2 separate regions of the Homo sapiens genome follow, and region 1 is linked to region 2. Evidence: chromatin loops called from intact Hi-C (ENCODE). Cell type or tissue: PC-3. All regions are shown on one strand. Each heading gives the region's core, and the rest is flanking DNA. Links, peaks and the distances in the headings are about the cores only.

The links. Peaks named below come from ENCODE experiments on the same cell type or tissue, not always from the same donor. Only the 100,000 strongest peaks of a DNase experiment are listed, where the experiment ranks them.
Region 1: a loop joins it to region 2, with 2.4 times the contacts of the local background. A loop is called at or near these places in 1 of 110 quality-filtered maps.

The regions. Positions count from the first base shown.
Region 1 is chr3:23,323,106-23,338,982 of GRCh38, forward strand. All of the region lies in intron 3 of UBE2E2 (ubiquitin conjugating enzyme E2 E2), which reads left to right. Among named protein-coding and RNA genes, the nearest start is that of UBE2E2, 130 kb to the left of the region's middle. In PC-3, for the core only: no CTCF peak of the experiment used is centred there; no DNase peak of the experiment used is centred there.
Region 2 is chr3:23,233,269-23,249,145 of GRCh38, forward strand. All of the region lies in intron 3 of UBE2E2 (ubiquitin conjugating enzyme E2 E2), which reads left to right. Among named protein-coding and RNA genes, the nearest start is that of UBE2E2, 38 kb to the left of the region's middle. In PC-3, for the core only: no CTCF peak of the experiment used is centred there; a DNase peak (open chromatin) is centred at 9,033; H3K27ac peaks cover 1,065 bases.

The DNA of each region.
Region 1 (15,877 bases), core at 7,052-12,051, 90 kb after region 2:
ATTATTTGCTTTGTTTTGTGCTGTACTGTTGATAAAGAAGCTGTCTATATGTTATTATATTTGATCCTCACAACCACCTTATGAAGGTAGGTTGGACAGCTTTTATTATTTCTGTTTTATTGATGAAGAATCAGGTTTGGTGTTTAAGTAAATTGCCTACATTTTATAACTTTAATAATTTGCTCCTATAGTTACCCATTTATTTTTATGTTACTGGTTAGTCATGGTAGTACTTACTGTCTTGTTTCTTCTAGGGAATACAAAAGTCTTGATTTTTATTCTAGACGATTTAAGAAGACCAATTTGGGTCATTTGGCATGACCCCAGGGCTAGCTCAGGTGTAAGTAATACGGGGTGAGCATCCCAAATTCGAAAATTCAAAACACTTTGTAATTCACAACTTTTTCAGCACCAACATAACACTGAAAGGAAATGCTCATTCAATTCTCAATTGGATTTTTGGATTTTGGATGCCCACTAGGTAGGTATAATGCACATATTTCAAAATCTGAAAAAATAAAATATCCAAAACACTTCTGGGGTTAAGCATTTCAGATAAGGGCTATTCAACTTGTGTAAGTTAAACTTCTCTGAATGCCAGGATTCCTTTTTTTCCCTTTTAGCAAACTCCTGTCCTTATTTTAGTTTTAGTTCAATGTCACCTTCTCTGTGAAGGCTGCCGTTTTTCACAGGATGCAGAAATCTCTTATTCCCCTGTGCTTTCTCATAGCACTTTTGTACTTGCCTCACTTGGTACAAGTATTATTTGTTCATGCCATGATTGATTATTGAGCTCCTTGAAGACAAAAGTTGTGATATACCTCTTCACTTCTCCATGGCCTTGAATTAACCATAATGGAGCTCAGTAAATGTTTTTAAAGTAAATGAATGAACAAATGGTACATGCTTGATGTGTGTCTGTAAACTGTATAAGCCAAACATTGTGTACTCCCTGTTTCTGGAATAACTGTGCAATGCTAAACATTTCTTTGACTACTTACTATATGATGTCTGCTGGTTTTTGCTGCATAAATATTCTGATATCTTCAGTTGGTGCTTAGCCAGTTTATTCCTGTTCCACTGCATCACTTATGATTATTTGGGACCTGGATGAAGCAGTTTCATTGTAATGTTGTATTAGTTGAATCTGTGATTTTATAAAATACGAATTAAATTTCTTATAAAATGAAGTTTGTCACTCATATTTGTCTAAATTTGTTTAAAAATAAAAATCCTAGCTAAACTCTTGCCTATCCCAGAAATGAATTTAAGGACCGTATTCCTTATGAATTATGAAGGGAATTTAAAAGGGAAGCATCCAGGAAGGTGTAATTAGTGTCTGGTAAACTGGCTCTTGTGTTTTCTCTGCCTTTCCTCTCTTTCTTTTACCAGCTACCTGTAGACCATTTCCCTGTTTATTAGCTGCAGTACCAGAAGGTGGAATAGGAAATGAAGTTTACATCCTTCAGTTTTGTTATTTGTTAGCTGATTTCTTAAATTTTAGGTGTGAAGAACTATAAAAAAGTTAGGTTGTTTGTGCTGCATCCTTATTATTTTTTGTATCCTGTTATCACAGGCATTGATGACTTATGTATAATTGAGTAAAGCTGCAGGAAAGAAAAGCACTTAGGAAATGCCTCTTCAGATTTTCAAGATCTTTTCACACCTCTCTTGGAGAAAAGAATTTAAAAAAAAAAAACCTAAATGGATTCTAATTATTTTCTTTATCTGTGGTATTTTGTTTTGTTAAATAGTGTGTTATATAATGAATAGTGGAATTGGGTTCAGTTGTGAATTACAGGAAGTGACACATATGATAAAGATTGTGGTTTTATGTCTGTTCAACAAACCACAGTGGAACTGAAATGAAACTATAAATATTTTAACTACACCAATTGCTTTCTGCCGCCAAGCAGGACTAGTCCTAATGAAAACTAGATAAGCTGATACAAAGTTGTTGAGAAGCAGTACAGAATATAGGTCCTTATGTACCATCAGGAAACTTTAGCAGTTTTGAATCTTCTAGGCACACATTACTTTTGATCAGTAAGAAACAATTATTAGGTTATTTTACTCTTTTAAGAATTGAAGTAGCCACAATAAAGCTATTGTGTGTTTTTTTTTCCTTTGGGACAAGGATTTAGATTTAATAATAAAATGTGTTTTGTATAGTAAATATTCATGAAACAATTGAAAAGCAAATAAAAACATTCAATTTGTGTACTCTTTTCACAATTTACATACTAATCTGAGGCTGGGCTGGAGGAGAAATATATTCCCACATTATTCACTTACCAGGAGTATACCATACTTTCAGAAGCTTTTTCTTGACTAGTGATGACTCTTAAGATTTTACTGTTAGGATTTGAACACTTGTAGGTCCTTTAGTATACAGAAAACATTAGATATATTTAATGGGATAGCATAAGTAATTTCCATTCTCATTCTTTTCTTGAGTTTTAAAGTCTAAACCCATAGACTTACACACTTAGTCTTTGTCCACTAGTCAGAATGTTTACACTTTGCTAAGTAGTTATGAACGTCCTCTCCGGTGTATTTGTTTCATTTTTCACCATGTGAGGCTTGACTGCTTAGTTTGTGTGAGAGAATGTGCTACTGTGAGAAATATAATAGTGAATATCTAACCCCTCCGTATCACTGACCTTCGGTCTAGTAGAGGAGAGACCATTATAAAAATAACTAGGGAGCCCTTATATCCTAACTTCTCTTATCCTGGCAAAATTATCAATATCACCCTTTTTCACTTTCCAGTGTTGTGGTTTGGGTGATGAGTGATATAGTCACACTGTGAGTAATGAGGGGAAAGAACAAATATTTTTAACCTGATACTTTTTCTGAATTCATGTTTAGGTGGTAGAGGATACCATTTGATTCTTGGAGACTCCCAAATATAATTTTCTGTCTCATTTTGACTTCTTGTAGATACATGCTTTGTAATCTTTTATTTTTATTTATTTATTTTTGAGGTGGAGTCTTGCTTTCTCGCCCAGGCTGGAGTGCAGTGGCGCGATCTTGGCTCACTGCAACCTCCACCCCTGGGGTTCAAGTGATTCTCTTGCCTCAGCCTCCCGAGTAGCTGGGATTACAGGCGCCTGCCACCAAGCCTGGCTAATTTTGTATTTTTAGTGGAAACGGTGTTTCACCATTTTGGCCAGGCTGTTCTCGAGCTACTGACTTCAGGTGATCTGCCTGCCTTGGCCTCCCAAAGTGCTGGGATTATAGGCTTGAGCCACCGTGCCTGGCCATCTGTAATCTTTTAAAAAGGAAGAGAAGGGTACCAATTATCTGGCTTTTCAAGATTTTTCAAAACATTTTTTGAAAAATTTCTGAGTTTTTGGAATTAACCCTTTGAGCAGCTGCTGAGATTTTTATGTTCTTAAATTGGTTAGATTAAAAGAAACATTTAAGATGTGTCTGTCCCTTGCCTTTTTCTAAATAATTTATGATTAATGTCACATATCCTATACAAAAAAAAGTATGAGGTTGTATGTAGTTTTGACTTGAGATTTTCCAGAAGTCTTTTAATGGCACATAAAGGTTTTTTGTTTGTTTGTTTTTGTTTTATACTTTAAGTTCTTGGGTACATGTGCACAACGTGCAGGTTTGTTATATATGTGTACATGTCCCATGTTGGTGCGCTGCACCCATTAACTCGTCATTTACATTAGGTATATCTCCTAATGCTGTCCCTCCCCACTCCCCCCACCCCACCACAGGCCCTGGTGTGGGATGTTCCCCACCCTGTGTCCAAGTGTTCTTATTGTTCAATTCCTACCTATGAGTGAGAACATGCGATGTTTGGTTTTCTGTCCTTGCGATAGTTTGCTGAGAATGATGGTTTCCAGCTTCATCCATGTCCCTGCAAAGGACATGAACTCATCCTTTTTTATGGCTGCATGGTATTCCGTGGTGTTTATGTGCCACATTTTCTTAATCCAGTCTGTCATTGTTGGACATTTGGGTTGGTTCCAAGTCTTTGCTATTGTGAATAGTGCTGCAATAAACATACATGTGCATATGTCTTTATAGCAGCATGATTTATAATCCTTTGGATATATACCCAGTAATGGAATGGCTGGGTCAAATAGTACTTCTAGTTCTAGGTCCTTGAGGAATCACCACACTGTCTTCCACAATGGTTGAACTAGTTTACAGTCCCACCAACAGTGTAAAAGTGTTCCTATTTCTCCACATCCTCTCCAGCACCTGTTGTTTCCTGACTTTTTAATGATCGCCATTCTAACTGGTGTGAGATGATATCTCATTGTGGTTTTGATTTGCATTTCTCTGATGGTAATGGCACATAAAGTTTAATCTGCAATACGGAATCTGATATACCACCCCTTTCCTCTCACCATCATCTACTCTATTTTACTAACATGAAACTCCTTAAGCAGCCTTTTAACTAGGACAAATACTTGTATCAACCAATACAGAAAGATTATTTATTGTTCTTATAGGCAGGTTTGTTTGTGGCTGCAGTTAGTATTAGACTGTCACTTGGGATGTTATTCTGGAATTGCTTTTTCTAATTCTTTCAGTGAAGGTATGTGACTCGTTCTCTTTTTTCCTTTTGCAAAGCAAAGGCTCGACAAAATTTTATAGACTGGTGAAACATTTTGCAGGTCTGAAAAAAGTGTTGTAAACCTGCTCATGAGGTTCAGACAAAACTTCTGTGCATAAATTAGGAGTTGGTGTTGTCTAGGAGTTTGTGAAGATTAAGTTTTTCAGGGTTCTGATTTCATGAAATGTCATTCTAGATTTCTGTCAATCTCAATTATAGGATGATAGAAGTATGCTGATTTCTCGCTTAATAATTATGTAGTATTTGCAATAAGTATACAATAAGAACTTATGTACTTATTGTACATATTATATGCAGTATACAATAAGTATACTTATGTTGTCTTATTACCATAAACAGAGCAGTGGTCATGATATATAAATACTGAGGAAATCAAATGTTTTCTTTTTTTGTGATCTAATATGAAAATCAATGCAACATTTCTGGATAATTTGCGACAATAAAAAAGAAAAGAAATATGAGGCATGCAGTAATCTTGACAAGCAAATTTCCTAATTTGCAAAATAAAAAATTACATTAGATAATCTCTAAAAAGAACCTTCTATCTCTGTGTCATCTTTGAATCTATAAAATACAGTTGGTCCCTGACTTACAATGGTTAGATTTAAATTTTTTTGACTTTATGATGGTGCAAAAGTGATAAACATTCAGTAGAAAATGTACTTCAGTGTGGTATTCAGTGAGTTACAGGAAATGTTCAACATTTTATTTAAAATAAGCTTTGTGTTAGATTGTGCCATATTTTGCCCAACTGTAGGCTAATGTAAGTATTCAAGCATGTTTAAGATAGGCTAGGGTAAAGCTATGATGTTTTAGTAGGTTAGGTATATAAATGCATTTTTGACTTTGGATATTTTCAGTTTATGATGGCTTTATTGGGATGTAACACCATTGTAAGTTTAGTCACATCTGTAGATTCATTTAGCTAAAATGCCGTAATCTCTCTCTCTCTTTTTTTTTTTTTGTTTTGAGACGGAGTCTCGCTCTGTCGCCCACGCTAAGTGCAGTGGCGCGATCTTGACTCATTGCAACCTCTGCCTCCTAGATTCAAGCGATTCTCCTGCCTCAGCCTCCTGAGTAGCTGGGATTACAGGTGCCCGCCACCATGCCCGGCTGATTTTTATATTTTTTGTAGAGACGGGGTTTCACCATGTTGGCCAAGCTGGTCTCGAACGCCTGACCTCAAATGATCCGCCCACCTCGGTCTCCCAAATTGCTGGGATTACAGGCATGAGCCATCGTGCCCGGCCTAAAATGCCTTAATCTCGATAGGCTTTTTGCACATGCACTATTTAAATTGAGTACAATACTCAATACTTACGCCCTTGCCCCCTTCTCCCTGGATCTTATTTGCTAAAGTAGACATTGATTTCTCTTGAAAATGTAACAAAATTTTTGTTGAACATTTTAGTGTTTAGTGAAAAGATGAGAATTCTCAGACATGAATTTTTTATTTGATAATAGGAAACTGTAGTTATAGGGGAAAGTCAGTATTTTGAAAAGGCAAACCAAATAGGCAAATATTTATGGAGTTTCTAACACAAGCAAGGCTCCCTCTGTCAGAATGGACATCAGGAAATGTCCACTGAGTGAACATTCAATAAATTTTATCAGTTGCTGTGGGGGATAAAATTATATATAATTTTCGCTTTATAGTTTGTTTTGAATGTTCTGGAAACAGTTAAAAGTAAATGAGTGTTTATATTTTGCCGAAGTATCAAGACAGAATAGTAGGCAGACAGTTGGTATTTAGGCAGGCAAAAGGGCAGATTCTCTGCCAAATGGTTGTAAATGAATTGACGCAAGGAATTTAAATATTAAGCTTTGATGAGAGATTGTTAAATTTTCTCAATATTATTGTTTCCATTGGTATGCAAGCTAATTAGATACAACAACTAATTGGAGCCGGTGGCTCAGACTGGCTTGCCACCATTGGCACACACACTGGATGGCGGCACAGTTGTTCTGATTGTTGGCTAGGAAGTCTTCCATCAAGGCTTAGCTGTAGTCTTATCTGCAAATTCCTCCTGGTCTTCTCTGGAGAACGTTGCCGTACATGGGTCTTTGGAAACAAGGAATTTCCCAGGAAATCCCCACCATCTTTACTGTCTGTGATATTAATACAATTTGTACTCTTCCCTTTTAAAATATTTTAGTGATCTTAAAACTTGACCACTCTGGAAGAATGGAGAAGTTCTGTATTTGGCAAGAATAAAAAGTATTACAAAGCATCCTGCTTCTGCATTAAGTGGTAGTTTACAACAAAGCTGCTGATCTTAATTGTGCATTTAAAAAAACAGGAATCTTGTTAAAAATTTTTATTTCTGTGATGCTACCCCATACATTTTAGTACAGTAGGCATGGGATAAAAGAAACACTCGAGAAGCTAGCCTTTCCTCAGCTTTCCTAGAATGGAGACTGCCTCCTAAAATATTCAGAAGTCAGAAATTATTTTAAAACTAAAGTGTTAATGAGCAAATTTAAATAAAGTTGGTCTGTAAATATGTACTTCAGAGCTGAACTTAGTACCCTCTTTTCACAGCTCTAAATGTAATACTTTCAATTACATGAACTCATTAGTCTCTATTAGCATACTTCCAGGCTTTAGAAATAAAGACTTTGAAAGAGCTCTTCTCTTATTTTATTGTATGGAAGTAAACATTGAAAAATAAAGAATCCTTACAAAAGTAAACTTAGTCTACGTTGCTGGCAGAATACATTTATTCTATAGGAGGTAGGTGACAGCTGTTTTTAAAACTTTGACACATAAGTACAAGAAAGATTAGAATCCTGTGGTCCACATTATATATTGAATAGTACACGAATTACAAGGAGGAATGATTTGGGTGTCCCCTAATTGAGTCACTTGAATTTGGATAAGGCAGAGTGCTTTCCCTGGAGGTGTATGGAGAGAATTCACATGACCCCTTCATTGTCCAGCAGCTTTATGCATCAAGATTGGACTAGAAAAAATGTGGGATGAATGAATTTAGGATTCTAAAATGCTCCAGACTTTTCAGTTCTTTTTGTTTGCATAGTTGCATTCTAAGAACAGATCGAATTACTATCCTAGGCTCAGAAAACACATTTGAGGTTAGTTTTGTCCAAAGAGCATATTTAGTCTTCCTTAATAAAAGTATATAAGAAAGGATTTATTGTTATTAAAAAAGATTAGAATGAAACTGTTAAGCTACTTAATTTTTTCTAATTATCTTTTATGATTCTGTAATACCTAGGTAGTTTATGCATATAATTAATATATTAGTTGACTATTCTTGCTTTTTTCTTTTTTAAAAAAATTAATGTTTGCATGGAATATCTTTTTCTCTTCATTTTCTTTCAACCTATTTATGTATTACTTTGGATTTTAAAAGTAAATCAAAGCGAAGTTCACATCTTAAATGTTCTCATGAAGTTCTTTTGAATTTTTTCCATTAGTGTCAGAATACATGTTTGGGTAAGTGGCACAAACACTTTTAAAATGTAGAAAATGGAATATTGGTACAAAGCAGAGTAGAAACAGCTTGATTCAATAAGTCAGTCTTTAAGTCATTAAACAGATATTTGTTCAGTACCTGATAGGTGCCAGGTTTAGGTGCATTGTTTAGGTGCCAGAGAGATAGTAATGAACCAAACAAAGAAAACAAAGTACTGCCAACCTGGAGTTTACATTGTAGTGGAGGAAGAAGAAAATGAACAAATAAACTATATCATATGTCAAAATGTAATAAATACTTTGGAGCAAAGTCAAGCTGGGAAGAGAGCAGAGAGATAGCTGTCAATGGATGGGGGCAGGGAGGGGGGTAAGGTGGTGATTTCAGATAGGGTGATCAGAGAAGACCTCTCTGACAAAGTGACACAAAGACCATAAGATGGTGAGGAGGGGACAAGGTGTGCTAATTTGTCTGGTAGAAGAGTGTCTGAGGTAGAAAAGGGCATGCTGACATGTTAGAGGGACCAGTGGGAGATTAGAGTGACTGGAGAGGAGTGAGCCATGGAAAGAGTGGGAGGAGATGAGAGAGAGGAAGTAGGGGATTGAGCCATGATGAATCCCGTAGGATATGGTAAAGACTTTGGTTTATGTGAGATGAGAAATCACTAAGGGTTTTGAACAGAGTAGTCACATGATTTAGCTTACATTTCTAAAGGAACATTTGGTCATTTGTGTATACTTGTCTAGTTGCTTAGTAAATGACAGCAGAAAGACAAGAATTTAATGCAACTAATTTTAAAATTTTTTTTAAAAGATGAAGTTGGACTGGATAATTTTGCATGGCCTTTTTACTTCTAAAGTCCTATGCTTCTTTACCTTAATACGGATCTGAAATAATTGATTTAAAAAATTTTAAAGTATGTAAAGGAATATTGTGGAATAATTTGTATTAATGCTATTGCTGTATATTTTGTATATTCAGTGCTTTATTATTTATATCTTTCCACTTTTTTTTCTTTTTGAGATGGGGTTTCGGTCGCCCAGGCAAGAGTACAGAGTGGCATGATGTCGGATCGCTGCAGCCTCGACCTCCTGGGCATCGATCCTCCTACCTCATCCTCCTGAGTAGCTGGGACTACAAGTGCTGTGCCATTATGCCTGGCTAATTTTTGTATTTTTAGTAGAGATGGGGCTTCATGATGTTGCCCAGGATGGTCTTGAACTCCTGGGCTCAAGCAGTCCACCTGCCTCAACCCCCACAAGCATGAGCCATTGTACCTGGGCATCTTGCCACTTCTGAAAAACAAATGCATACATGGCAATTATTAAAATAAAGATAAATCACTGGGGAAAAACATTTAAAAGCATGTGACTTTAAAATTTAAAAACTGTATGTAATAAGATTTTGAAGAAAGAAAAGTTAATAGGATTTATGTAACGAAAGAAAATAATTGTGACAGAAAACTGGGCTAAGGAAATTGGTGCATTTGAACACAAATTTTAGCTTTGAGCTTCCTGGCAGCCAGTGGGGTGTGTGTGTGTGTGTGTGTGTGTGTGTGTGTGTGTGTGTGTGTGCAGCTATGGATATCTCTCTAGGAAATTTATCAGGTGATGTTTTTGTTTGAGAAAAGGAGTAGTATTTAGTTACCTGGGAAATCACTTCTAGATGCCAACCAAATGTGTGTCACTAAGACTTGAAATCATTTTGATAATTTAAAAGAAACCCAGCACTTTATAAGACTCCCTTGACACTTCTAAAAAGTGATGACAGGTGTGCATGGCTGTTAGCCCTGGAAAATACAGCTATACGTTTCGTTTTACAGGTGATAAAAGCCTCTATTTTGAAGCAGAGATTTGTGAAAATTACTAGGAAAAGTATGACATTGGTGATGTATTACTCTCCCTCATCTGCAGGTCCCACTGATATCTCTATATTGGTTCTGTTCTTTAATAGATCATAATTTCAGCCTTAATCTGAAATACCTAATGCCCTGCAAGGCTCTCTGAGACTAGTGGTTTTCAAACTGTGTTCCAGGGGATCATGGAGGCATGTCAAATGCAGAGAGTCCTGAGCTTCTAGAGCTTTGAAGAAAGGGTTCTTTTTCAATTTAAATGTTTCTTAAATTTCATACCCAGTGTTCATCAAATATGATATTTATCTATGTCTCTTTCGAAGGCTATAAAAGACTGAGAGAATAAGTTATAGGACATTTCAGTGACTAGCCTTGGTTATTTTTTTCTTTAAGAGAAACAGAGTTATTAGGACTAAAAGACATTTTGATGTTTCATATCAGCAGTAGGGAGGGAGAACCTCAGGGACAGGTTTTCCTCCCCAACTCCCCCTAAACCTTTTGTACTCCTAGGAGACAGATTTTCTGCCACAAAATTGCCTGCCATGCCTATTTGACTCAGTTTTTTTCACCTGCAAGAGAAAAAATTAAGACCCTACAAAGCTTTCCTAGCCTTCATTTGTTTCCATTACAAGAGAATGATGAATGACAGTGTTAAAATAATTTGACAGTATTTATAATCTTGTGTATTATTGTTAGTAATAGTAGGAGCAGTAGTATCTCGTAGTAGTTCGCAGTGTAGAAAATATTTGCTTCTGAGTATTAAAGGACATGAATATATCTGAGAGATATATCTGATATATGTCTGAATGTATTTATGAGAGATATATTAGTCATCACCTCCACATAACATGAATAAATCAAGCTTTGTAAAGGTTAGGTAACTAGCCTAAGATAACAGACTAGTAAATACTAGAATCTGATACTCAAGTTCAGATCATAGAACTTAAGATCTCATGTTCTTTCAATTGTATTATTGTTAAATTAAAAGTTTCAGTTGTTGATGCATTTTGTCCTCACAGAAAGATCAACATTAATTTGATTCTTTGTATTATTTAGAAAAGAAGCAGTTTCTATCCTTACTCAAAACTTATCTTAAATTGAAATATGCACTCTCATATCTAGTAACAAGACATATTTTATTAGGTTGGTGCAAAAGTAATTGTGGTTTTTGCCATTAAAAGTAATGGCAAAACCTCGTAGTAATAAAATAGTCTGTACTGATTTTTCTTTTAAAAAGAGATTTAAAGGTTTCCTCATCTACTTTATTCTAGTAAAACTTACTAGTACTTTGGGGATGATTTATTGTATTTTTTTTTTGAGATTATGAGAAGACTTTCAAGAAATCTCTTTGTCTTTGTCTTCTAAGCCCTCGAGATCTCTTTCTCCATCACTATTGATGGGGCACAGCCGTTGGTGTGTAAACGTCCTACAACTGCGTATTGGTGGTACCTACTCATAGGAAAAGATTTTAGTGTACAAAAAGAGGCTAGTATATTTATATTTCACCATTTTTTAATGACCAGAAATTCCAAAATAAAACATAGTAAGTGAAGAAATTATAACTATAATTTCGAAGTTTATTTTAAATAATCTAGAATGACTTTTGGATAAAAAGGTATGTTTTGAATAAGAATGCAAACAAGAAAATAATAGCAAACATTCAGTAAGCTGTACTAGCATATTTTGGTACTGATGAAAGATCAACTGTATTATGTTTTTCCTTTTGCTAAGGTGATGCTTTTCATGCCTCCAGGGCAGACCTTCTAATGTATTTTTCTGGGCAGGAGCACATTCAGCCACAGGCTTTGGAAAAAGGCAGTTAGCTATATGATTCAGATTGATCTTATATTGATCAGCTATTGATATGTGAATTATCCAGAATAGCTGTCTGTTCTGTTTGAAATTCAGCTATTTTTTTTCTTGGTCTATAAAGATCTTTACATTTATGATGCAATTGAAATTTCCATTTTGTGAAAATTTGAGAGAAAGGAAACTTTTGAGCCTTAAAAGCTCTGGCAGATATCACATTAAATATGCACATAAATGAGTACCATTCCTAAATAAAATGATTTATTTTCCAGTTGTATAGATTTCCAGGCATCTTAATTCTTCTTTTGCTGTGCTTTCAAATGGGTTATTTTGTGGGTCTCAAATATATTTCCTTAAATATTTGGTGAATCCTTGGAGTTAGAAGAGAAAGGAATATTACCATCATTTTATTAGTGCTGGTCAATTCTGATGGGGGTAAAAATTAAAGAAGCTGATATGGTAAAGACGAAGAAAAAATAAAAATATGGGGAGACTGACCCTGGCTTTCATTGGCGTAGTTCATTTCTGCCCTTCCTTTCTATAGATTTAAATAAAGACAAGTATTTATTTTGACTAAATCACAGACATATAAGGCATTTTCGGGGGTAGATTGCGGAGGTAGTAAAATAAACTATAGTATTTCTTGGATTTGCTTATTTCTTGTAGCAGTGTCTATATTAATGCATCTTGAATTTTATGCAGTGTAATTACTGTTTAGTGAAATTTAAAAAAGGTTTTTTAAGAGACATGGTCTTACTCTGTCACTCAAGCTGTTGTGCAGTGGCACTATCATGGCTCACTCACTGCAGCTGGGGACTCCTGGGCTCAAGTGATCATCCCACCTCAGCCTCCTGAGTAGCTGGGACTACAGGCATATGCCACCTCACCTGGCTAATTTTAAAATTTTTGTAGAGATGGGGTCTCACTGTGTTGTTCAGGCTGGTCTTGAACTCCTGTGCTCAAGAGATTCTCCCACTTTGGCCTCCCAAAGTGCTGGGATTACAGGTGTGAGCCACCACGTCCAGCCTTAATGAATAATTTTTTTAAATTGAAAAGTCACAAAACTTACTACGAACAAGGTAAAAGGTGTACAGTTTGACTTAGCTCTTTGCTCAAAAATACTGATAACATAATAAGTAGGGTAAGCCTCCCCAGTGCCTCAAAATACCAGATACCGTGTTCATCATTCTCTCAGACATGAGTGATTAAAGTAAGATTATTTCATTTTTTTATGATACCTGCTGTGCTCTTGAAGAAGACTGTCTTATTTTCACTTACTAGTAAAAGTGAAAGAGGAACATTGTTTTAACATTTTAAAAATAAAAATTATTTTTTAATTATTGTTGATTTGAAATAATCAGTTTCCTAATATGTTGGTTCAGGTTTCCTGAGATGCAAGGAAATAATAATTGTACCAGAATGGGGGGAAAAGGAGGGAAGAAAAAGGGGAAGAGAGGAGAAACCAGTTGCAATGAATTATAGTCCTTATCATGTTACTTTCTGAGAAATAAAATGGGCTTCTGATTCTAAAAAATATACTGTATCTGCAAGAGTAAAAGTCGTAATCTTTCCCATATTTCCTATAGGCAAATTAAGTTACTTTAGTGGCAAAGTACATTTAAAGGCCCATTTATTTCTTCAATCACATGATAGTAAAAGTTTTGTCAGGAGGTCTGCTGAACTGAGAATACAGAATCAGTGGCAGTGACAGAACATCTAAAAATTTCCAATCACCATCTCCTTTAGACATACTGGTCCTTGCATTAGTCCTTAAGCCAACATAAATGATCTTTAATGTAAAATTGTAACAAGTACATAAAGCAGGCTAACGTAGATATTGCGTATCTCAAAGCAGTTGGATTTAAAATAAGTGATAGTTAACGAAATCCAATACTGTAATGAACTTTTGAGAAAAAAATAGTTGATTATGCTTTTTAATTGTGTGTTTGGGGTTTTGGCTTTTATTATTACTGTTAATTTGGCCATAAGCTCATTATGTTAATCAGTTTTAACAGTGTTTCTCCATTTGCTGGATAAGAATTTGGCTGATTGGCCGGGTGCGGTGTTGCATGCCTGTAATCCCAGCACTTTGGGAGACTGAGGCGGGTGGATCAGTTCAGCTCAGGAGTTTGAGACCAGTCTGGGCAACATGATGAAACCCCATCTCTACAAAAAATAGAAAAATTAGCCAGTGTGTTGGCACATGCCTGTTGTCCCAGCTACTTGGGAGTCTTGAGGTGAGAGGATCACTTGAGCCTGGGAAGCAGAGATTGCAGTGAGCCGAGATCATGCTACTGCACTCCAGCCTGGGCAACAGAGTGAGAGCCTGTCTCAAAAAAAAAAAAAAAAAATTCAGCTGATTACTACTTTATAGTTATATTTTCAGCATTAGCTAGGCAATATAATGCAGCAGAAAGGATCCAGAAGTCTTCACATCCATAAAAATTATAGAAAGTGTAGTTTCTATGTATTGCTGGTAGTTGTCAGTCACTATATCTAGCTAATTTTCGATAATATCTTTTGGTTCATTTATTCATTTAGGCATTCATTCAGTACTAATTCGGCCCTGTTTCTGTGCTGTACCCTGTGTCGAGCACTGGGATGTAACAGTGTGCAATACAAAGTCCTTGTCCTTAAGGAATTGATAATCTAGCTGGGAAGGCCTACTTGATGAATTACAGATGAGTTTAGCACAAATTGTCATTGAGAGATGCTGTGTGCTTTAGGACGATTTCACATAGGAGTCTAACCCAGACTGGGAGTTCAGGGACAACTTTACTGAGGAATAATATTTAAGTGAAGACTTGAATGATATATAAGAGTTAGCAGGACTAAGGCGGGGATGTAGGGAGAAGGAGTACTTATAGTTTAGTGGGAACAGTATGTGCAAGAACTGGAGTATGAAAGAAGAATTCAAAAAGGTTAATATAGGTGGAATGTAGAGAATATTGAGTGACTTGAAGCTATAAAGATTGGTAGGAGTTAGATCATGCAGTGTATTTTAGGCTACGCTGAGGATTTTAGACTTTATCTGACATATAGAGAAAGCCATCAAAATGAGTGAAAGTAGAGTGATTAGTTTGTCTATTTAAAGGCTAAGCCCCTGGAGATTGGAGGGAAGCAAAATTGGATGTGGGGAGATGACCAAAGGCTGTGGCGGCAACTTGACTGAAAGATGTGGTACCTTGAGGGAGAAAAGTGGGCAGTCTGAGAGCTACCTGGGAAGTATAATAAACAAGACTTGCAAACCATGAGAAAAGATTACTTAAGATTTCTTCCTGGTGTTGCTATCACCAAGATGGGTAAAACTGGAAGTATTTGTTGGTACACTTCCAGTGGTTGTATTTGTGTGGGTGGGCATGTTATTTGTGCATTTTATGATCAAAATGTGCAGTCTAACTGGCTCATTAAAAACTTGACAAAATTTAGGTGAGTTAGCAATTCTGAAACAACTTTATGTGTAGTTTAAGATTAAGCAACTAAATATGTGGTGGATATTAAGAGTTAATTTTTTTAACATCAGAAAAAAAGAGCTAGAAATAAGGTAAAGGGGAATCTATAATGAACCTTGGATTAGAATTTGAGATATCAGTATGAATGAATGGAGATAAAGAGAAGGTTGCATATATGTGTATGTGTACATGTATGCCTTATATATTTCTTACTTCTGTTCATGAGAGGGCCTAGAAGCAGTGACATCATAGCTCCAGTCAATACACCCAGTACCAGATCTTGGGTTTAAGTGCCAGGCACCAATAAAAGGAACCAGAGTTCCTTGGAAAAACTGAATTGGGGACTGGGACTGGGACTGGGGAAGTACAGGATGAAAGTGGCAAAATGTTCAAAAAATGATGGGAGCATGTCAAAAGAATGTATGAGCCAACTCTAAGGAGCTCTCAGTGGCCAAATTAGGGACACTTTGAGCACTATAATAATGGGCCATAACCCATAAAATAAAAAGTGGTATCCAGATATAATTAAGTAAATTCAAACGGGAGAAAGGAACACACTTTCTTGCCATGGAATTCCAATTAGTAAATGAAGAGTCATTGATATAGGAAATTACCATTTGAAAAGAAACACTACAGTAATAATTGTTTTAGGTGAGAACAGTTAGTGGACAATGTAAGATGGTTATAAACAGGATATTTACAGTCACAAAAAGATCTCACTAAA
Region 2 (15,877 bases), core at 6,658-11,657:
AAGGTAAAATATTTGCATTCTTATCAAAGCTGTTGTACATCACTTCAGTAAATGCTCTGTAATAGCACGGTTCATAAATGATATTAAACAGTGTTATGGTCCTACTTTGCAAACCCCTGAGATCTGAAGTGGGTGGAATAGAATAGATAAATTTGCATTTTAAGAGGGGGTGAACAAAGGAATTCAGTTTACTGTTTTGTTGCATTAATGTAAAACCCTTTGGAAATTTTTAGAGTTTATATAATAGACACTTTGTTTTTTGGATGATATCCTAAACATTGGAACAAAACCTTATGCATTTTACTCTAAATTTGGTTATAAGGCACTTCTGGGACTACCCACATGGCTTGGATGATCTCCAAGTGGCTTTAGTTATTAATATTATAATAACAAAAGAACCTCATTATAAGTTTTGCCTAAAAGGTAAAATGGACCCCAAAGAGAACATTAGAAGTAGCCTCCAATATTTAAGTAGCAGACTTACTCAGTTCTTGATTATCTGCATTAATGGGAAATTAATAGTTTACTATGTAGTATAAGGTGAAAATATGTAGTATTTAAAAAACTACATATTCATGGGATATGAATCACAGATGGTATTTTGAATATATTATAATGGACAGAGTGTTTGAAATACTAAATTCAGGGTTTAAATAGCTTCTATCAAATGTGTAAATATAAGTGTTATAAAATGTTTGGTAAATATTTATCAAAATTATCAAATGTCAATTATCCTAAATTGATTTTTTTTCCTTCTTCAAATTATGTATTGGCCAGATGTATCTTAACTTTGAGGTCAGGGGGAAAAGCTGTTAAACAGATCTCATGATTTTTGAGCTTACTTGGGTGTGGGTTGGTGAACTGGTTGCTGACAAAATCTCTGTACAGAGAAAGAGTGTTGCACATGGTTTCTGTCATCATTCTCTGTGCCCTTTTTTTTTTTTCTTTCTTTTTTTATTCTCCAGTTTGCCATCATTTTGAGAAGTGAGGTGTTTGGAGTGGGACATGACCAAACTGAGTGCAGCTTTGTAATCAGCCAGCTGGGGACTCCTGACTGGACTTTAGAGATTTTGGTAAATTTTGGTTGAGCAGATCTTTAGTTTTCTGTGTGGAAGGTAGTCAGAGATTGATGTTCAGTTGGACACATACATTCAAATTCACTCATTGACCTTCAGCTCCTCCATGGTCAGCCCCATCAGCTGGGAATCCAGCTGGAGAGTTTTGATTAATTTAGAAAATAGAGCCTGCATTTTAGTAAGCACACTTTCCTAGGTAAGAGATTAGGTAGGCTTAAATCGATATTTACGTGTTGACAGCATTGACTTTATAAGTTAGATACAGTGGGGGTGGTTGGGATTGATGCTCCATAGTCTTTTGGAGGCTTGGGAAGGAGGTAGGGGGCAGTCTCTTGCTGTACTAATCTCTAATGGCTTAGAATAAATGTCTCTTTCTAAGTGTTTATTAGAGTTAAGCTTGAATTAGGGTTGGATACATGTTATCATGTTGTTAAGCGGTAAGAGTTTGTCACAGGTTAAGAATAGTCTCCATGTTTGATAAAGCAGCTAGTCAGAAATTAATAGGGAAATCTGTGGATAGGTTCAAAATGGTATTGGGGGCCTGGGAAATAGCAGATAAAATTATATTTTTGAAAGAATGTCAGGCGCTGATGTGTTCAGAAAATATCTCCTACTAGGTTAAGTGAAATGAGATAAGCTAAGATACATTTTGAGGTTAACATTCATTTAACATTAAATATTTTCTAAGGGCCAATATGTGATCAGCACTGTGCTGTATACTGGGGATGCAATTATGAACAAGATGGAAGGCATCTCCAGCCTTTGTAGAGCTTATGTTTTAGCTGTGAAGACAGACTGGAACTTGTTTAAAAACAAAACAAAACAGAAAAATTGCCTTTATGATGAGCTGGGGAAGTAAACAGACATCATAATTGCTATGAAGAAAACCAGGGATGAGTTTTAGTGTGGGGTTCTAGTTTTATTTTGGGTTGAGAAAGCTTTTCTAAGGAGGTGAAATCTTAATTGAGAGCAAAAAGTTGTTAGGTACATAAGGTGTGGGGGACCATTAGTATTACAAACTGCATGTGCTGAAGCTCGAAAGCAGATAGCTCTGATGTTCAGGGAGCTAGCTGGAAGAAGTCTGGTGTGGCTGGATTGAGGGGGAGTGGGGAGTGGGCAGGGGAATGCTGTTGTACAAGATGAGGTGGCAGAATGAGGTTGTGGCCAAATCAAGCAGAGTTTGGCTTTTATTAAGATCAGTCTGGTTGCTAGATTGGAGGTGGGTAAAAGAGTAGATGCTGACAGTCATCAGGTGAGAGAGGATGGTGTTATAGATTATGGCAGTAGCAGTGGAGATAGAAAGAGGGTCATTTGAAGTATGTTTTTTGAAGGCAGGTGGACAGGATTTGCTGATGGGTAAATGGCAGAGTTAGGGGGACTGTTAGAACAGAGAAAGAAATCATGGGGTTGGGTTTGAGTCTGTTGGGGAAATGGTGGTGCCTGTTTTGAGATGGGGAAGATTTCTGGGAGATAAGTGGTTTGATGGACAGGATCAAGAGTTCTGTTTTGGATGTGTTAATTCTGAAATGTCTGAGACATCCAAATGGAGATGTCAAGTAGGCAGTTGAACATGAGTTTGGAGCTCAGTGGAGAGCTGGAAATATCAATTTGAATTGTCATCAAAGAAATATTTAAATCTGTAGGAAATGATGAATTTGTGTGTGGAAAGAATATAGACAGACAGTAATACTCAAAACCAAGCCCTCGTAACATTCAGAAATGGGTGAACTAGCAGCTAGCAGAGGAGTCCTAAGGAGTTTGCCATCTAGGGGGTAGGAGGAAAACCAGGAGAGAGGTTTCCATGAAGTTGAGAGAAAAAGAGAGTCCCCTGTTCTTAGTGAGTACATCTAAAATTAATAATTAATGAAATTTTCAAGTGAATACGAAAGTAGAATAAAGTTGTAATTACTTTCTTCACCGGGAAAGTAATAAGTAAATAAAGACTATTTAGTGGCATTGAGATTTCAAGAGTAATTTCTTCAGTAATTTTGCAAGATTATTCATATTACCTACTCAACCAGACTCCATAATTGGGCTCAGGAGGGAAGGCTTTCCCTTAGAGAAGCAGAGTTCTGTTCGTCTGAATGTTGTCCAGTCAGGCTTTGGGACTTAAAAATGCTTTTGAGGATTCTTAGGTCCTTTTTTTTTTTTTTTTGGCCTGTGGACTGAACATAGCTGTTCAGTGTGTATCATTATTTATTGCCTTTCTCTTACTATAGATTATTTCTCACAGGAGAAGAAGTTATTGCTGGTAGCATGTCAGTTTACATGTGTCTAGCTCCCATCTCTGGAACACATAATTAAGTGTGGTCGACATATATTCTTCTTCATTTTTGCCGTTGAGAAAGCTGTCAGAAATGTTACATCTGGAGAACAGGAAAGACTACCCTCAAAGCCAGCGTTGGCCTAAGTGTACTCTTAAACATTTCCTGTGGATGTGTGGACCGCCTGTCTCTCTATCTCTTCATGACTTCTGCCTGTGTCTTGTGTGTGCAGAGGCCAAATAGTAGTAGCAGAGATGGAAAACCTTCTCCTACACATGTGCACCAGCATGGTCCTTTGTCTCTCTCTTTCATTTGCTCTTCAAGGCTTCGCTCAAATACTGCTTCCATTCTGTAATTTTCTCTTCCCAGCGCACCCGTGGGACCTGTTACATTGAGTTAGAGGCAGTATTACACGGTGGTTTCTTTTGGAGAGACTGGCTAGACTACGTATACATAGCCTCTTGGTTAGTTACATACCTTCTCAGTGCCTCAGTTCCTTCATCTGTAAAACCACATGGGGTTGTGTGAGGATTATATGAGTTAATACATGTAAAGCACTCAGAGTAGTGCCTGGCATATAAGGGCTCAAAAATTGTTAGTTGTTGATGCTGTTGTTGCTGTTTATAAGGCTTGCGTGCATTTCTTTTCTTCATTTGTTTTGGGAATGGTGAAGGCATATAATGTATTATTCATTATCTTCTTAATATGTTTCATGTAATAGACAAATATTTTTATGTAGTTACTAAGGCAGATAACTTCTGCATGTCTTATTTTTCTCTAAAATGGTAAGCATACATATAAGTATCTTGTTACTTGTGTGTGACCCTAGATTGCTTGGTTGTCAGTATCTCTTAATAAAGATTTTCCCTTTCATCTGTTTGTAGAAGCCTCATCAGCTGGGCTGGTATTAGTAAAAGGAAGATGACTAGAAAATTCACTTGGAGATCACATGGACTCTTTTATTATTAAATTAAATAATTCATTTTTCATGTATACAACACTCATTAATTGGGGTTGTGTTTATTGGTGAAAACATTTTTTTCTTAAAATGAAATCTTTAATTTTTTTACATTAATTATACTTAGTATGAGGCACTTTTGCTTCATTCTTACAGGTAGGCGAATTGTAGAGGTCTTACGTCTTTGCTGGGCCTGCCACCATCAATAGTTTAGGAGAATAATAGCTTTTGAAATGTATAAGGCCTTACTTAAACCAAAAAATATGCTTTACAATGCAATTTCTAACAGGGTCTTAATTCATTTGTTAATATTTCTTCAGAACGTGGGCTTAAATTTTGTTTTAAAGTCTTATACAAACTCTTGAGGGGAAATTTTTTTTTAGTGTTTTCCGCTTTAGTTTGTCTTTTTTGATGATGCAGCTCAACAACCATAAATACATTCAGGACTCACAGGTTGACATTTTAATCATTCCATCCACAAGTACTCAGAACTGTGGGGACCTGGAATAAATATGAGATATGGCCTCTTGACTTTAGTTTATAATCTTTATTGTTGAAAAAAGCCTGGTTCCCTTGAAATAGTTAGAGAAAAATATTGGAAAGCATATAGAAGGAAGTGTGGTATAGTAGTAAGATAATTCATCTAGTAGTCTTGTTCATTTATTCACTAAAAGCCTGCTGAGCACTTTCATCTCCTTAGTGTCAAAACCTGAGTTTTGTCACAAGATCCGCCACTGTGAAATTGAGCAAGTACCATTCCTTTACCAGATTTACTCCACCTGCCTTGTAGGATCATACATGATCATGTATATGAAAGCTTCTAGAACACTAAAGCATTGTGCAAATGTAAAGAGTTATATAATGTTACATTGTTCGGGAGAGGCCATGCCTGTGGTAGCAGTTAAAAGGAACAAAACTTTGAGAGTTGAACTAGTTAGGTTGGGTGGGATTTTCCCCTTAAGAAACCATCATCAGTAAAGGCTGTTTTTTAAAAGCTAGTATATAGGATTAATAAAGTACAGGTTGAGTATCTCTTACCTGAGATGCTTGGGACCAAAAGCCTTTTGGATTTCAGAATTTGAATTTTGGAATATTTGCATATTCATAATGAGCGATCTTCAGGATGTGGCCTAAGTCTAAACATGAAATGCATTTATGTTTCTTACACACCTTATACACATAGCCTGAAGGTAGTTTTATTTCTCCCATGGGGACGCTGAATAAACTGTGTATTGTGTGCCTGCGATCTGACTGGGACCTGCCACATGGGGTTAGGTGTGGAGTTTCCCACTTGTGGCATCATGTCAGTGCTGAAAGTTTTTGATTTTGGAGCATTTCAGATTTCAGCTTTTCAGATTAGGAATGTTCAACCTCTAGCCGGAGAAAGAAGATAGTTTTCTATAAGATGGAAAATTTATCCAGTCATGCCTTTTTGGAACATGCGTGAATTTGTTGAGTAACTGAAATGTATACCTTCAGGTTCCTAAATTTAATTTATGTGAGATAAAATTTGTTTCTAAGTAGTTTTATATTTCCCTCTTCTTTGAAACAGTATGAGTTTAACATTTTCTTATTAGTTTAGGACCTCATTCTCAACCTCAGTTATGATACCGTAATATAGTGATCAATTATGGAACTACTAAGTTATCGAGGTAATAGGACTCTTGTCTCATGCCCTAAGAAGGACTTCAGGCTGCCCATTTAAAAAAATTGAGATATAATTTAAATACCATACAATTCACTCTTTTAAATTATGCAATTCAGTAGTTTCTAGTGTACTCACAACGTTGTGCAACTGTCACTGTCATTACTTCCAAAACATTTTCATCATCCTAGAAAGGAACCCCACATCCATTAGCATTCTCCATTCCCCCCTCCCCCCCAGCTTCTGGCAACCACGAATCGACTTTCTGTCTCTATGGATTTGTCTATTCTGGGCATTTTGTATAAATGGAATCATACAAGGTGTGGCCTTTTATATCTGGTGTCTTTCACTTAACATAATTAAAGCATTTAGTTTTATAATAAAAAAGGCTAGGCAAATAATTGAGTGGAGGTTGGGAGGTTTAAGAGATTCCATTAAAGAAGAAGGTGAAATAAGGGGGAGAGATGAGATCAGATGAAGTTCAGATTTAGCAAACATTGAGTATTACATAAGCCAGGCACTGTGCTAAGTCTGTTGGGTGATAGAGCAGAAGAGGTTCTAAAAGATATGCTGTTTTTCCATCCTTTGCTTGATGATTTGGACTTTGAGTAGAAAGGACAGTTTTATCCTCTTGATGTACAGAATTACAGAATGAATTCTTTGAAAAGGAGTAGGAAAGCAGATCAGTCAGCTTTTGCTTAGTATGATTTATTCCTCTTTTAAAGTGTAATTTCTGTTTCTACCTAGTTTCAAGTAAGTTTTGAGGCATGTAGGGCTCTGCCACATGATGCCAGCCTTGTCCTGGGGTATAACTTTTTTATGGATCATAAAGGAGCCTGGTTAAAGTTTGGAACTATTATAGACTGGGAGAATAGGCATCTCAATAATATCCCTTTATACCTTACTGCTTATTATTTAAGGTTAGGATAATTGGGTAAACATTCACCATTCACATTTTATTAGCTGGTAACTACGCTTTCTCATTTATTCCAGAGAATAAGGACAGTCCTTCCTTTCGCCCAATTTTACTTGTTTTTCTAAATTTTATTTCTTTAGCTTAGCATTGCTTACAGGGCTTAATTAAGTTTTGTTTCATACTGTTCTGGAGCTATACTAGTGGATTACCCAATGAAATTTTTTTTCCTATGTGGTAAATTGTTCAAACACTTACCAAATAAACAGCTAACTTGGGTAATACTTTATGACAATGTGTAGCTGCATGGCAGTGTGCTTTTACTATCAATACTCAGTTCTGGTTTTATCATATTATTCTTAATAAATAGTAACAACCAAGTTATTTGGTTTAGGGAGAAAATCTGCCATGAGGTATCTTTGTGTCTGTGGCACACAGCCACACTGTTTATGCCATTATGAACCTGCAAAGCTCACTGTGTCTGCAGTGAAAGCTGCAGATGAAATCTGATAGGATCTCTTGGCATTTTCACTTCTACGATTATACATTGAATATAGGGATGAATTAAGCCCTTTGTATTGTTGAGCTGTGATTAAGATTACTGGATAGCTTAAGTATTTTCTCTTTTTGTCCACATACCCAGTAACTTGGGTCAAAATTATTAATCCATTAGAGTGTATGCAGTAACTTTTTTTCTTTTGTAGTGTTGTGACCTTTAATGATGGAGCATTTCATAGATGTGCTAAATGAAGGTTAATAACGGTGAAAATTTATTATATTGATTAGCTACTTATATATTAACACTTAAGGTTTAATTTTATTTAAATTTTATTTTTCTTAGGCTGTCTGTAAAATCTTCTCATTTAAAATTTAGCTTCTGTGGATAACTGTTTACTCATTGCCCCATATGAATATTTAATAGGCACTTCAACAAGTCCAAAACAACTTCTGCTTCCCCTCCCAAATCTGCTTCACCCAGTCTTTTTCATTTCAGTTAATAGCAAATCTGTCTTTCCATTTAGGAGTCATTGATTCCTTTTTCTCTCTCACTCTACGTTCATTCTGTCATCAAATCGTTTTTGTCCTACCTTCAGAATACATCTAGAGTCTAATCACTTCCCACTTTCTCCATTGTTACTATTATGGTCCAAGCCGTCTTCATATCTTGCTTGAGTTATTGCCACACCCTCCCAACAGGTCTCCCTTCTTCCATCCTTCCTTCTATATAGTCTATTCTTAATATGACAGCCAGAATGATCTTTTAAACATGAAAGTGAGATCATATTACTCCTTGTGTTCCCATTACAATGGCCTTTGAGAGTGATCAGGGCCCCCTTTGTCTCTCTGACCTTATTGCTTATTCTCTTGATCACTCTGCTGCCGCTACGCTGGCCTCTTCCCTGTCCCTCAAATGTGCCAGACATGCTTCCATCTTAGGGTCTCTGCACTGGCTATTTCCTCAAATGTCATCTCGGTGAGGCTAACCCTGATCACCCTACCTCAATACACCCAATTATTTTTACTCCGCTTTTTCTTTCCGTAGGAGTTAACACCTCCTAACATTTACTTCTATCAGTTTCTTATGATTAACTGTGTTGTGTATTCCCTCCCATTAGAATGTGAATATCTGAAAGACACTTACAGTTTGAAAAGTGCCTGGAACGTAGTAAATGTTCAATAAATTGCACTTCATTGATATTTATTGGCAACATAACATTATTACCACTCCTCAGAAGCCTGCCACATCTTCCCTATCATTTATACCTCTCCCCAAGCCTGATGTTTTTGTTTCTTGTCTTAATATAGAGACAAGGTCTTACTTTCACCCAGGCTGGAGCTCAGTGGCATGATCATAGCTCACTGCAACCTGTATCTTTTGTGCTCAAGCTATCCTGCTGCCTCAGCCTCTCAAGTAGCTGAGACTACAGGATTGGGCTAACACACCTAGCTAAATTTTTATTTTTATTTTTTTGTAGAGATGGAGTCTTGCTGTGTTGCCCAGGCTGGTCTTGAAACTCATGACCTCCTGCCTTGACCTCCCAAATGATCCTCCTGCTTTGACCTCCCAAAGCACTGGGATTATAGGCATGAATCATCAAGCCTGGCCAAGTCTGATGGTTTTTAAAGTTGTTTTTAGTATGATTGAATATGATTCTCATACAAATAAAGGTCTGCTGTATAGTAGTAATCTGTTGCATAGAACTTTGTTCTTCAGGTGAGGTGTGAGTCACATCCTTTTATCTTGTTTGTTTTTTTTCCCCGCCCCCCGCCCCCCCAGTATAGTCATGAGCAGTCCACAAAGCCAAAATATACATTGAAACAGAAAGACTATTTGTTAAATTTATGGAAATATGTTTTAAATTGTTTCTACAATCTTCTTTGCTTCTAAGAATTCAAATGTCACAGGAATAAAAGCTTTCACCATTTTACCAGAATCTGTAGGATTTAGATGATGGTCATTTTATTCTGTTGACAGTATGGAGCACTTTGCAGATGGATATCAGGTTAATTGTTATATTGAAAAGTGAAGGAGTACATTCTACTAACAGTCTTTCTGCTGAGAAAAATCTAATTATTGCCATTAAGGTGGCATTAAGTTAGTAAATTGGGTAAATAAACAGTTAAAATCCCCAAATTTCTTATAACATGCCATAATTGCTTTGCTTGAAAATAGTTATCGGCCAGGCGCAGTGGCTCACACCTGTAATCCCTGCCATTTGGGAGGCTGAGGCGGGAGGATCACCTGAGGTCAGGAGTTCGAGACCTGCCTGGCCAACATGGTGAAACCCTGTCTCTACTAAAAACACAAAACTTAGGTGGGTGTGTTGGCTTATGCCTGTGATCCCAGCTACTTGGGAGGCTGAGGCAGGAGAATTGCTTGAACCTGGGAGGCGGAGGTTGCAGTGAGCTGAGATCATGCCACTGCACTCCAGCCTGGGCGACAGAGTGAGACGCTGTTTCAAAAAAAAAAAAGAAAAGAAAAGAAAAGAAAATAGTTATCACTGAATAGAAATATAAGATGATCAAATAACTATTGAAGTTAAAGGAAACTACAAAGAAAATCTCCAAAGGACGCCATCCTAGTTTGTTTTTTTGTTAAGCACTATTCACCTGCTGCACTAGAGCCAGCAATATGGACAAACAATACTACTACTAATACCATTATTTGTTAGGCACTTATGAGGTAGCAGGTCTCATGCTTCATCTTTTATGCTCCCAGCAGTTCTGTAATGGCAGAGAATAGCATTTTGTTTTTCTAAATACATTCAATCTCTGAGCCTCAGTGTTCCCCTCAGACCTCTCAGATCCTGGGCCCTTTACCCTACATTTTATGGCCCGCTTCCCTTTCTGCTTCTTTCTGATCATTTTATTTTGTATTTGATGTTCTGAGTTTTCTCTAAAGAACAACATATATTCGTTTTAGATTAATGGCTTTAAGAAAATCATTTATTGTTAAGAATAGTACAGTTTTGTGGCTCAGCAAAAAATAATTCTACTGTTCAGCCATAATCATTTTGGCAAGTTTACAGCCTTTTTCTCAAGCGTTGGTTAGATTAACTGAACTTCTGAATACCTTTGTGGTATTTTAAAAATCTGAAATCACTTGTCTACAAATAGTATTTCTTTTTTTTTTTTTGGCCTTAAAGTTTTAATAATGAAATTTTTCTATGTAGTCCTCTTTAAAATATTTAAGTATAGTAGGAAGCAGCAGAGTTTGTTCCACCTAATGTCAATTCAGAGAACATTTTACATTTTATATTAAAATTATGATGCCTTAGGATCGTTCTTTTACCTGTGTATTTATTCATTTTCACACTCGGGAGTTTTAGTTGCCACTCCATATCAGTGGCACAGCCATGATGATTTTTCCCTTGTCCAATCATGAAGGTTTAAAAAAACCTGTACAGTTTTTAGTCTCTTATTATGATATCAATTAAGGTGATTTTATAGGAAGAATATCAATTAAGGGTGATTTTATAGGAAGAAAAATGTACCCTGCATTTCATTTGGAAAAAAAAAAAGAATCAACTATTAAATGAGGAAATTAAAAAAAAGTTTAGGTTTAAAAAGAAACATACTTAGGAGAAACTTTTAAGCTGCATATGCCTTATGTGAGAATTTTAACCAAGAAAGACTAAATGATCTTTTATAATTATGTTGTCACCATATGTTTGCAGATTCATATTTGCATACATTATTTATATATAAAGATAGATTAGTGTCTAGCTTTATGTGCATTCCATTTTGTAATACACATTCTTTTAGCAGGTTATGTATGTCTTCATGCAGTTGACTTTTCTGTATTTGTGTGCTTTAGCCTCCTTAATGAAGATTTTTACAGTCAAAGTGGAAGAGGGCCAACTTTTTATTGTTAGTACAGCAACATAATTAACTATACAAGGTTTGTTTATTATAGCTGAGTACTAGAACAATGCTTCAAAGAGGAAAACGTACAGAGAAGATTAGTAAATAACATAGCAATGTGTGAGGCTGGCCAATTGTAATAATGCCTTTATTGGGTGGTTCTTGAATTTGTAAGCACATGCTTACATTTTTCAGATAATAGGAATGAAAATGTGTAATTTTAATTGCTATTTCTGTTGCATTTTTATAAGAAAATAATGGAAACTTTGCTTGGATGAATGATTGTATTGGAGAAATGTTTTGTATACTTTGGTTCTGAAATACTTTGAGCTCTTTTATACAAATGAATAGTGTTAGGTAAGACTCCAAGGTACAAATTGTATTACTGCTGAATCAGATCTGAAGAACAGTGATAAATTGCAATGATTTATTTAATTATAGAATAAAAATTTGCAGTCGGGTTAATACCATGCAGCTGATTTAGAGCTTTGTTCATCCCACATTTTCTGGGAAGGTCCTGATTTCAGATACTCCTTATTTTCTTCTTATGTAAATACATTTAGAAATGAGAATATCCTTTGGGCTTATTACGGTCTAGTAAATGTCATTAACCAATATTTTAGGTACTGTGGAGATACAAAAAAGATGAGATAGTGGAAAGATGTTGAGATTGTAACCATTTACATAAAAATGGGAGGGTCATAGGAAAAAACTCCATAGAGCACTTACTGTCTGATAAAAGAGGGTATATAATTGATAAGTTTTACAATGTTTGAAAGAAGATGCAAAGAAAATATTGAGTTCTCATATGTGGTAAACATTATGCTGAATATTGTCATATTCTCATTTATTTAAATTTCACATCACCCTCATTTTATAGTTGGGGTGACTGAATCTCAGAGAGTTTACATTGTTGAAGGTCATACAAAGCCAAAATTCAAATCCTAACTGTAAATCTTATTTTCTTTCTATTAAATCATTATAAATGAATGGAAACCCTTAAAGGATATAATTCTTTCAAATTGACTGAATTGACACAAAATATTGGATATCTTTATTTAAATACTACAACTAAACTTAATAAAATATCACAGGCCGTATTTAGATCTTAAATTTATTCAGGTAGTAAGGGACCTTTGATATCCATAGTAATAGCATGAATAATTGAAGCCATCAAAGTAATAAGCCAATTTTGTTTAGTAATAATATATTAGAGTAGAATTTTACAGTTTTAAAGGGCACCATCATATCTGTTATCTTAGCATCTTAAACCTTTTATGAGGTCTACCAAATAATTGGTTTTGTTTCCTCTTGACCTTTGTAAAATGAAGAAAAACCATGCCTCTTTGAGTTCATAAACTGTGTTTTGCATATTTACACACATACATCTTTTATCCTCCCACCAATTATTTGACCTGAGGTTGAACACTTAATGGATAAGTAGGTGGATAAAATGATAAGTAAAATAACACATTTAAAAAGGAGAAGCAGGAGACTTCAGGTGAATAGCTACCCATAAGTTGTTGAAAATAATCAATATTTATATTTATTGGCATCCAGTCAATAAATATATATGAGCTAGTCTTGTTCTATCACCCAAGCTGGCATGCAGTGGTGTGATCATGGCTCGCCGAAGCCTCCACATCCTGGGCTCAAGTGGGGCTCAAGTGATCCTTCCACCTCAGCCTCCCAAGTAGTTGGGACTACAGGTGTATGCCACCATGCGTGGCTAATTTTTTTTTTTTTTTCGAGATGGAGTCTCGCTCTGTCGCCCAGGCTGGAGTGCAGTGGCGCAATCTCGGCTCACTGCAAGCTCCGCCTCCCAGGTTCACGCCATTGACCTGCCTCAGCCTCCTGAGTAGCTGGGACTACAGGCGCCCGCCACCATGCCTGGCTAATTTTTTTTTTTTTTTTTTTTTGTATTTTTAGTAGACACGGGGTTTCAGTATGTTGGCCAGGATGGTCTTGATCTCCTGACCTCATGATCCGCCCACCTCAGCCTCCCAAAGTTCTGGGATTACAGGCATGAGCCACTGTGCCCGGCCATGCCTGGCTAATTTTTTTAAAATTTTTTGTAGAGATGGGGGCCTTTCCATGTCGACCAAACTGTTGTTAAATTCCTGGGCTCAAACAGTCCTCCTGCCTCAGCCTCCCAGAGTGCTGGGCTTATAGCCACTGCACCTGACCAGTAAAGATATTTTGAGCTTTGAGTAGTACCTGGTTATTATCGGTTAAAAATGAAACATTTTATAAGTCTTTTGTTCTATTGAAAAACCACAGTGGAATATGTGTGTCTTCCCCAAGAATTATGACAAAGCATGTGGATCATTGCCTGGCATATAGTAGGTATTTGGTTATTTATTAAGTAAATTAAAAACCACAATGTAGACTTTCTGGACTTAAAAAGAAAAAAATAGAGACGGAGTCATGCTGTGTGGCCAGGCTGGTCTCCTGAGCTCAAGGGTTCTTCTTGCCTCAGCCTCCCTAGTAGCTTGGGCTACATGTGTGTGTTAATATGCTCAGCTAATTTAAAAACGTTTTTTATTGTAGAGACAGAGTCTTGTTATGTTGCCCACGTTGGTCTTGAAATCCTAGACCCAAGCAGTCCTCCTGCCTCAGCTCCCAAAGTGCCTTTCTGGGCTTTTTATTCTTTTTTGATTTTCTTCAGAAAGCCAGTTCCTAAATAATAAAAAAAGTAAAAGAATTTATTTATTCTCTTTTTATTCCAATTTATTAATTAATACTCAAATATTAATGTAAAACTAGGTTGGTTTCATATTGTTCTGGTACTGTATTGTCTTATTTTTTATTATCTGATATCTGAATCAGAAAATAACCTAGTTACATATTATTTAGTCTCTGAGTGTATTTTTTTTTTTTTTTTGAGACGGAGTCTCGCTCTGTCACCAGGCTGGAGTGCAATGGCATGATCTCGGCTCACCAGAACCTCTGCCTCCCGCGTACAAGCGATTCTCCTGCCTCAGCCTCCTGAGTAGCTGGGATTACAGGTGCCCGCCACCAAGCCTGGCTAATTTTTGTATTTTCAGTAGGACGGGGTTTCTCCATATTGGTCAGGCTGGTCTCAAACTCTCAACCTCAGGTGATCTGTCTGCCTTGGCCTCCCAAAGTGCTGGGATTACAGGTGTGAGGTATTATTTTTTAAGTAGGAGTATTTGGACCTAAACAGGCAGAATTCTTCAACAAAGTACAATGAAAGGCATTTCTTTGACAGTAGCCTGAATTTGGAGGCTCATTTGCAAAGGCACTTTCCACTGCCACTCTACCCCAGAAATTGCTTATGAAATAATTCTGGCATTTACTCCTTCTTCCTCCCCTCCCCCTTTTATTAAAGAGACTAGCTTGTACAAAGTCATTTGCAAATTCATTTGTGGTTCTCCATTTTGATTCAGATAGCAACTCTAAAGACTGAGTTATAAAAGTCTTTAGACTTTGCAGTTTAAAAGAACGATAATATTACCATGTAAAAATTCTGATTAGCATAAAGCTTTAGAAAGTCCGTTGCGTATACCAAGCCAAGTGCATTTTTGTCTCCAATTCCCAATTCTAATCAATTTCGTCCTCATTTTTCACTATTGCAAAAGTGTAGATCATGATGCCCATCTTTTTTGTAGTCGAGTACATTTTTTCTTCCATCAAAAAAGCAATTAGTGTCCTGATGTACTTCAGCTTCACACATTTCTGTAGATGATTTGATCAGGTTGTTGTCTTCACGACAGACATCTGATTGTTTTTGAATGTGGGAACACTCCTTAGACAACATGGCCAGAATTAACCCACATCCTCACTGGTGTTCCACACCTTCTCATATGTAGGAGAGGAATTTCTCTGTCATTTCCCTGAGACTGCACCTTAATTCTCTACTATAATCCTTGACTGAAGGAAAAGTTAGGCGATCAGGTGGAATTTTTAAATTGTTCCACAAAAAACTGAGTTCTGCTAGCTAAGTGGAATGTTGAGAATTTAGAACATTCAGCACAATAAAATATAAACATTAAATTTGTATGGCATTAGAACCGCCTTTAGAATTTTTAGTGGAAGCGTTAGATCACATGCATTTCACTTTAGTTAATTTCTGTAAATTCAACTATGTATAGTCTTCTTTACGAAAAGGAGAGAACATACTTGAGAAATATAATTTAAGAGTGCAAGTGAGAGTCATTCAGCCATTCCTTTTATTCTGATCAGTGAATGTGTGTCCCTGAGTGAGAGATGGAAGAAGTCCTTTTAGTTCTTGATTGCATTTCATAGTGTGAATAGCTCCCTTCCCTGACAGTGATTTTTAGTCTTTCCTAAACTTAGTCAGCTACTTCATCTGTTATTCAGCCGAATGAACAGTGAGTGATCTGTTGCAGTGCTAGAGGAACATTGGCTGTTTTGGCCTTATTGAAGAATACTTGACCGACTGATTTAAGAGCTATTCAAAGGTAATTTTGAGTATGCAATTTTTGCCTTTTGCAACTACCTTAGGACCTTATTCTGGCCGGGTGCAGTGGCTCATGCCTGTAATTCTAGCACTTTGAGAGGCTGACGTGGGAGGATTGCTTGAGCCCAGGAGTTTGAGACCAGCCTGGGCAACATGGCGAAACCTTGTCTCTCCAAAAAATACAAAAATTAGCTGGGCATGGTGGCACACAC